Linked DNA regions of Homo sapiens: region 1 is linked to region 2. A link is an interaction called in ENCODE POLR2A ChIA-PET data of the cell type or tissue named here. Cell type or tissue: Caco-2. All regions are shown on one strand. Each heading gives the region's core, and the rest is flanking DNA. Links, peaks and the distances in the headings are about the cores only. Region 1 overlaps RAB11FIP4 (RAB11 family interacting protein 4). Region 2 overlaps NF1 (neurofibromin 1).

Region 1 (2,905 bases), core at 143-2,642, 120 kb before region 2:
GAACCAGCCCAGGGTGCTGCCACTCCAAGACCTGGTGGAGGCTAAGTGCAGAGACAGGACCCAGACCTCTCACATTGCTTTGAGAAAATCGGTCAGTCAAGGAAAACTGGCATGGCCCTCGGGGCGAGTGAGGTGTCATTTCCAGCCCTCTGTGGGAGAGCAGGGTGAGGGAAAAGGGAAAGAGAAGGCACTGGAGAGTTTGCATGGGCGAGGAGTAGGGTGCGGGGCTGTGTCGGAACCCAGTTCCCCACAGCACAGACACGCTCTCCAGAGACTGCGCCGCCAGGACCTTGGAGACACTTGTCGCCCGCACAGAGAAGCGGCTGTGCCAACAGCTCCCACCACCGGGCCAGACCGGCCGCCTCAAGGGCCACAACACACCTCCCACCACTGCAGCTTCTCGGCTGGGGAGAGGCAGGGCCCCGGCCCCACACCACGACCTGGGCTGGCCCCGAGGACTCCCCACCTCCACCATCCCAGAGGGACGGGGGAAGCCAGGAAACAGGCTCTGTGCAGCCGCCAAGAGCTACAGAAAAACTTCGCGGCGCTCAGCCCCCTCGGGGACCCGGCCCAAGGGTACGGCGCTGGGTACCACGCCGATCCCGCAAGGGCAGGAGGGCAGGGGCGCTGCGGCCGGAGGTGGGGCCCGCCGTCGGGTCCCCAGGGAGGCGCCCCAGCAGACGAGCCCCCTTCCTAGTCCACTAAAAGCACTTCCTGGAACTGCGCTGGGGAAGGAGCCGCCACCCGCGCACCTGGCAGCGGCTTCTACTCGCGGCCGAACGAGATGGCTCAGGTAACACGACCTCCCAGGCCAAGTCCGCTCTCCGCCAACTTCCCGGGGCCGCGGGCCGGGCCGAGCCAGGTGCGCGCCGCCGGAGCCCTGCGAGCGCCAGCCCCGGGGCCGCCGCTTACCTGGCTCCCGAGAGCTGGCGGGGTGCGCATCCGCGGGCCGCTCCCCGGCAGAGGCGCGGAAGCCAGCGGGCGCGGGTCGGCGGCGCGCGGGGACGCGGCGGGCAGCCCCGAAGCGCAGGAACAATCGCGGCCGCGCCGCTGCCGCTCGCACTTCTGGGCACCAGTGGAAGGCGCGGCCCCGCCCCCGCCCGTTGCCGGGAGACCCGCGTGGGCCGAAGGGCTCTTTGTATCAAGCTGCGGTGACATCACGAGGCGCCTGGGCCCCGGGACTCGGGGGCGGGGCCTCGCGCCGGGGCGGGGCGGGGGCGGGGGCGGAGGACAGGGACGCGGCCCCGGAACCCGAGCCGCGGGGCGGGGCCCAGGTAACCCCGCCCCCAAGGTAGGGGCAGGTGGCTCCAGGGCGCCGACCAATGGCCGCGCGGCCGGCCCCGCCTCCGGAGGTGGAGCTCGCCTGGGCGCGCCCAGCTCAGGGCAGCCCTGGCTGGGACTCCAGGAGTCGGCGTGTGAGCTCGCGCCCCTGCCAGGTAGGCGCTGTAGTCTCTTGCCCGTTCTGCGCCACCCTCACGGTTTTTTGTCACCGCACTGTGAGATTCCGGCCGGCGCTCCCCGGCTCACACTGCGCACCCCGCCCCACACGGTCCGCCGCCGCCTCCACCCCCTAATGAGTCCGGGGGCGCCTAGGCTGACTTTCATCCAGAGTCCTACCCACAACTTTTCCAGCCTTTTCATGTGAAGTCGGAACCATCTCCATAACCAGCCCAGGAACACAAAGAACCAAGCGGCAACGAGAACTAAAGAACCAAAAAAAAAAAGGAGAGGACCCTTCCTGTTGAATGCTAGTAAATACTATTTATGTCAAACATGTGTCCTCAGGCCGGGCACAGTGGCTCAGACAAAGTGGCCGAGGCGGAGGATCTTTGAGGCCAGGAGTTTGAGACCAGCCTGGGCAACATAGCGACATCTCGTCTCTACAAAAAATTAAATGTTTAAAAATGTACTCCCCATCCCCCCATCACTCTTAACCATGCCCTGGACTTTAAAAAGACAAAAATGAGATGAATGTAAAGCGGCAAATATTGCAAATGTGGTTGCCCTTTGACCTGCTGTTGCACTATATAACTTGAGTGAGGGGAGAGATTTATCTTCCTGTCTGGCTCAAAGCCACCTTTGCCTTCCCTGAGTCTTCACTGGCCAACAAAGTGGCAACGGCACTTTGGTACGGGCAGGACCAGTGGGGCATCTGGGTGCTTTGGTCCTGCACCACCCTACACACCCACCCACACCCACACATGCACACACACACATGCACACACGCACCAGCTTTGCCCACTTCTCTGCCTCTTGGCTGTCAACTTCCTTCTCAGTCTCTCCTGCCAGTAAATTCGCAGCGGCCCCTATGTTTACCAGGGCTTGTCTCTGAGGCAAAGCAGCCGCTGGAGCTCCCAGAACTGCTGGGGACTTTCCAAATGGGACAGCATTAGGTACAGGAGGGCCTCCTGGCCAGAGCCACCTAAGAGAGGAGCTAGAGCTGTGGCCCCAAGAGAAACTCCACTGCCCCAGCCCTCTCCTCGGAAAGTATGCCTTGCTGTTCAGAGATATATGTGCAGAGGCCAGACTGTTTCTCTTGTTTGGGTCCGCTCCCACAGTCTCTAACACACAGGAGCACTGTGGTGTATCATATAGAACACACATGTTGGTTGGATGTGGCGGCTCATGCCTGTAATCCCAGTGCCTATGAGAGGCCAAAGCAGGAGGGTTACTTGTGGCTAGGTATTTGAGGCCAGCTTGGACAACACAGCAAGGTATTTGAGGCCAGATTGGACAACACAGCAAGACCCCATCCCTACCAAAAAATTAGAAATAAAAACATTAGGCAGGTGTGGTGGCACGTACCTGTAGTCCCAGCTACTTGGGAGGCTGAAGAGGATCACTTGAGCCCAGGAGTTTGAGGCTGCAGTGAGCCATGATGGCACCACTGCACTCCAGCCTGGTT
Region 2 (2,905 bases), core at 121-2,620:
TGAGATCACACCACTGTACTCCAGCCTGGGCAACAGAGAGAGACTCCGTCTCAAAAAGAAAAAAGAATTTTTAAAAATGACGTTCACCAACTGCTAGCACTTCTTTTTCTGTTTAGGTGTAATCTTTTTGTATATTAATTACAGGTGAATAAAAGAAAAGGCATCTTTTATAAATTAGACATAAATGTGTCAAATTTTTTCATCTTAGTCCTTATAGCTAACTAATGACCATATATTTTTTTTTTTTAATTTTTTTGTGAGACAGAGTATTGCTCTGTCACTCAGGCTGGAGTGCGGTGGTGCGATCTCAGCTCACCAAAGCCTCAACCTCCCCACCTCAGTCCTGTGAATAGCTTTTTGTATTTTTTGTAGAAAGAGGGTTTTGCCACGTTACCCAGGCTGGTTTTCAACTCCTGGACTCAAGTGATCCGCCCACCTTGGCCTCCCAAAGTGCTGTGATTATAGGCGTGAGCCATCGCACCTGGCCATATTCCTTTTTTTAACCACAGGTGATTGAATAGACAGCCAGCTTTAATTTCTGAGGAAACACTGGGGTTGGCTTTCTATTTGGGGAAAACAAGTTATTTTCTAAGCTAAAAAAACTTCATCAAACCACGTATTCTGCTCTTTCTCTATTAACTCTCTCTTGAGTTTCTTATTAACCTGCCTTTGTTAGTCCAGGTATGGGATTGCATCTTCATTGTTCTGGGTGGGTATTAGCAGCTCCTTAAACAAGACAGGCCACACACTGGCCGTGCAATTCCTGTTAAGTACCAAGACCTTATAAAGTGGTGGCTTTACAAGTTCCTAAAGTGCCTAAGGCAGACTGAGCTTACAGGGACCGGTGAGTAAAGTCTCATGCTATGTGCCCAGGATGAGTGTGGGGTAAGCAGTATTTTCGTGCAAAGATGATGAAAATAAAGAGTACCTTGATGAGGGAACAGCTGCATGAAAACTGCTGATTTAGAGCAAGGCAGAGAAGCTTTACAAAGAATGGAAGAAAAAAAAGCAAGTAAGTGATGTTCATAAGATTTAAAAAAGGGTGAAATACAATTAGATACTAGATAATTATAATGTTCCTTGGTTTTCAGAAGGAATCTGGTTTTAATTATTGAATTCTGACCATTAATTTCCTAAATATTACAGTTGGTAAATAAATGAGAGAACTTACAACTTTGTAGATGTATTTTTTTACCACTTATATTAAAATTAAGAATTTTAGTTTAAATTAAGAATTAAGCTAAAAATTAGATTTAAAAATTAGCAAGAATTATACCAAGAAATCGCTCAATTTAAAATTATTTTTCTCCCTTAAACATAGGATAATAACAAAGAAAAAGAAAACAAATCAAGAAAAAAAGGTCAGGTAATACCATAAACAATTCTCTAAAACATTAAAATCATTTCAGAGATCTTAAGTGGCCTCAAAATAGAGACTTCTAGGTTTCTTCTAAAAGGGAGATATTTCTTTTCCTTCTTTTAAAAGACGAGGGTCTCATGATGTTGCCCAGGCCAGACTTGAACTCTTGGGCTCAAGCAATCCTCCCACCTCAGCCTCCCTAGTAGCTGGGACCACAAGCATGTGCCACTGTGCCCAGCTAAGAGGGAGATATTTCAAACCTAGTAAACAGAAGTATTACTGACTCAGAGCCAAGTCTAAGTTTAGAGCAATGGTTTAGATGAAATATCCCTCCGTACACAGAGCTATCAGCACTATTGGTTTAGGAATGTTATGATCACTACCTGATCTAGCCAGCTTCTCAGGAAGAAGGTCTACATTACAGAAGCAAAGTGAGAGAATGACTGGTAGGCTTGGACCAAGGCCAGAAATAAAAATGGAAGAAGGGAGTCTAAAGTAACGATGAACTAAGTATGTCTTTGTTCTAAAAAATTCACGCACCAATACTAACAGTAAAATGAGCTGATCAAACAAAAAAAAGTTAAAGCCTTTTTCCTAGTAAAAAAAAATTTTAGGCCAGGTGCGGTGGCTCATGCCTGTAATTCCCAGCACTTTGGGAGGTGGAGGTGGGAGGATCACAAGGTCAGGAGTTCGAGACCAGCATGGCCAATATGGTGAAACCCTGTCTCCACTAAAAATACAAAAATTAGCCAGGCATGGTAGTGGGTGCCTGTAGTGCCAGCTACTCAGCAGGGTGAAGCAGGAGAATTGCTTGAACCTGGGAGGCGGAGGTTGCAGTGAGCTGAGATCGTGCCACTGCACTCCAGCCTGGGTGACAGAGCAAGACTCCATCTCAAAAAAAAAAAAAAAAAAATTAAATAGATCACGAATTTACTTGTTTTGTTTAAAAACATTTTTGAGGTGAAAAATGTGTTATAAAACTTTTGCCATAATTATTACATGATCCTTCCACACAAATGTCCCTTTGAACTATCAGAATACTATATAGTACAAGGTACAACATGACAGGTATCACAATAGAGGTCAAAATAGTTATCTATGTACATTCTACTGCCCGTTCTGATCTGAAATATATTGAAGGCAGGTATCATGCCCTGGCAGCCCCTCTGCTCCCCTGGGGTCTAAGAGCCCCTTGCATATAGTAAACAATACATATATGTAGGATAAATATCTGGAATTTTGGTATTTTCTACAGTGCACTATAGTATTAATCTTGTATTTAAAATAAAAAAAATAGTGCACACTTAGAATTTGTTAAACAACATGGATCGGAAGGAAATAACTTTCAAGGCAAAAACCGTCAAGTCTCTGGTGATCAAGGATTCTAATACATACTTAACATACACCTACAAAACAGGTATTCAAATGTTTATTGAATTAACTTACAACAATTCTCCTCTGAAGAATATCAGAAGACCCTGATAAAGTATATATTAAATTTTAATGCTTTGGAAATGGATCCTATTAATTCATTTTCTTTCTTTC

What was found. Peaks named below come from ENCODE experiments on the same cell type or tissue, not always from the same donor. Only the 100,000 strongest peaks of a DNase experiment are listed, where the experiment ranks them.
Region 1: POLR2A ChIA-PET joins it to region 2 with 5 read pairs; 2 of 35 experiments call an interaction of 5 or more read pairs at or near these places.

The regions. Positions count from the first base shown.
Region 1 is chr17:31,486,280-31,489,184 of GRCh38, reverse strand. The region is part of intron 3 of RAB11FIP4 (RAB11 family interacting protein 4); the gene reads right to left. Among named protein-coding and RNA genes, the nearest start is that of MIR4724, 47 kb to the left of the region's middle. RefSeq lists an enhancer at 176-245 and silencers at 666-715, 806-1,545. In Caco-2, for the core only: no CTCF peak of the experiment used is centred there; DNase peaks (open chromatin) are centred at 767 and 1,324; H3K4me3 peaks cover 1,714 bases.
Region 2 is chr17:31,365,302-31,368,206 of GRCh38, reverse strand. All of the region lies in intron 57 of NF1 (neurofibromin 1), which reads right to left. Among named protein-coding and RNA genes, the nearest start is that of RAB11FIP4, 25 kb to the left of the region's middle. In Caco-2, for the core only: no CTCF peak of the experiment used is centred there; no DNase peak of the experiment used is centred there.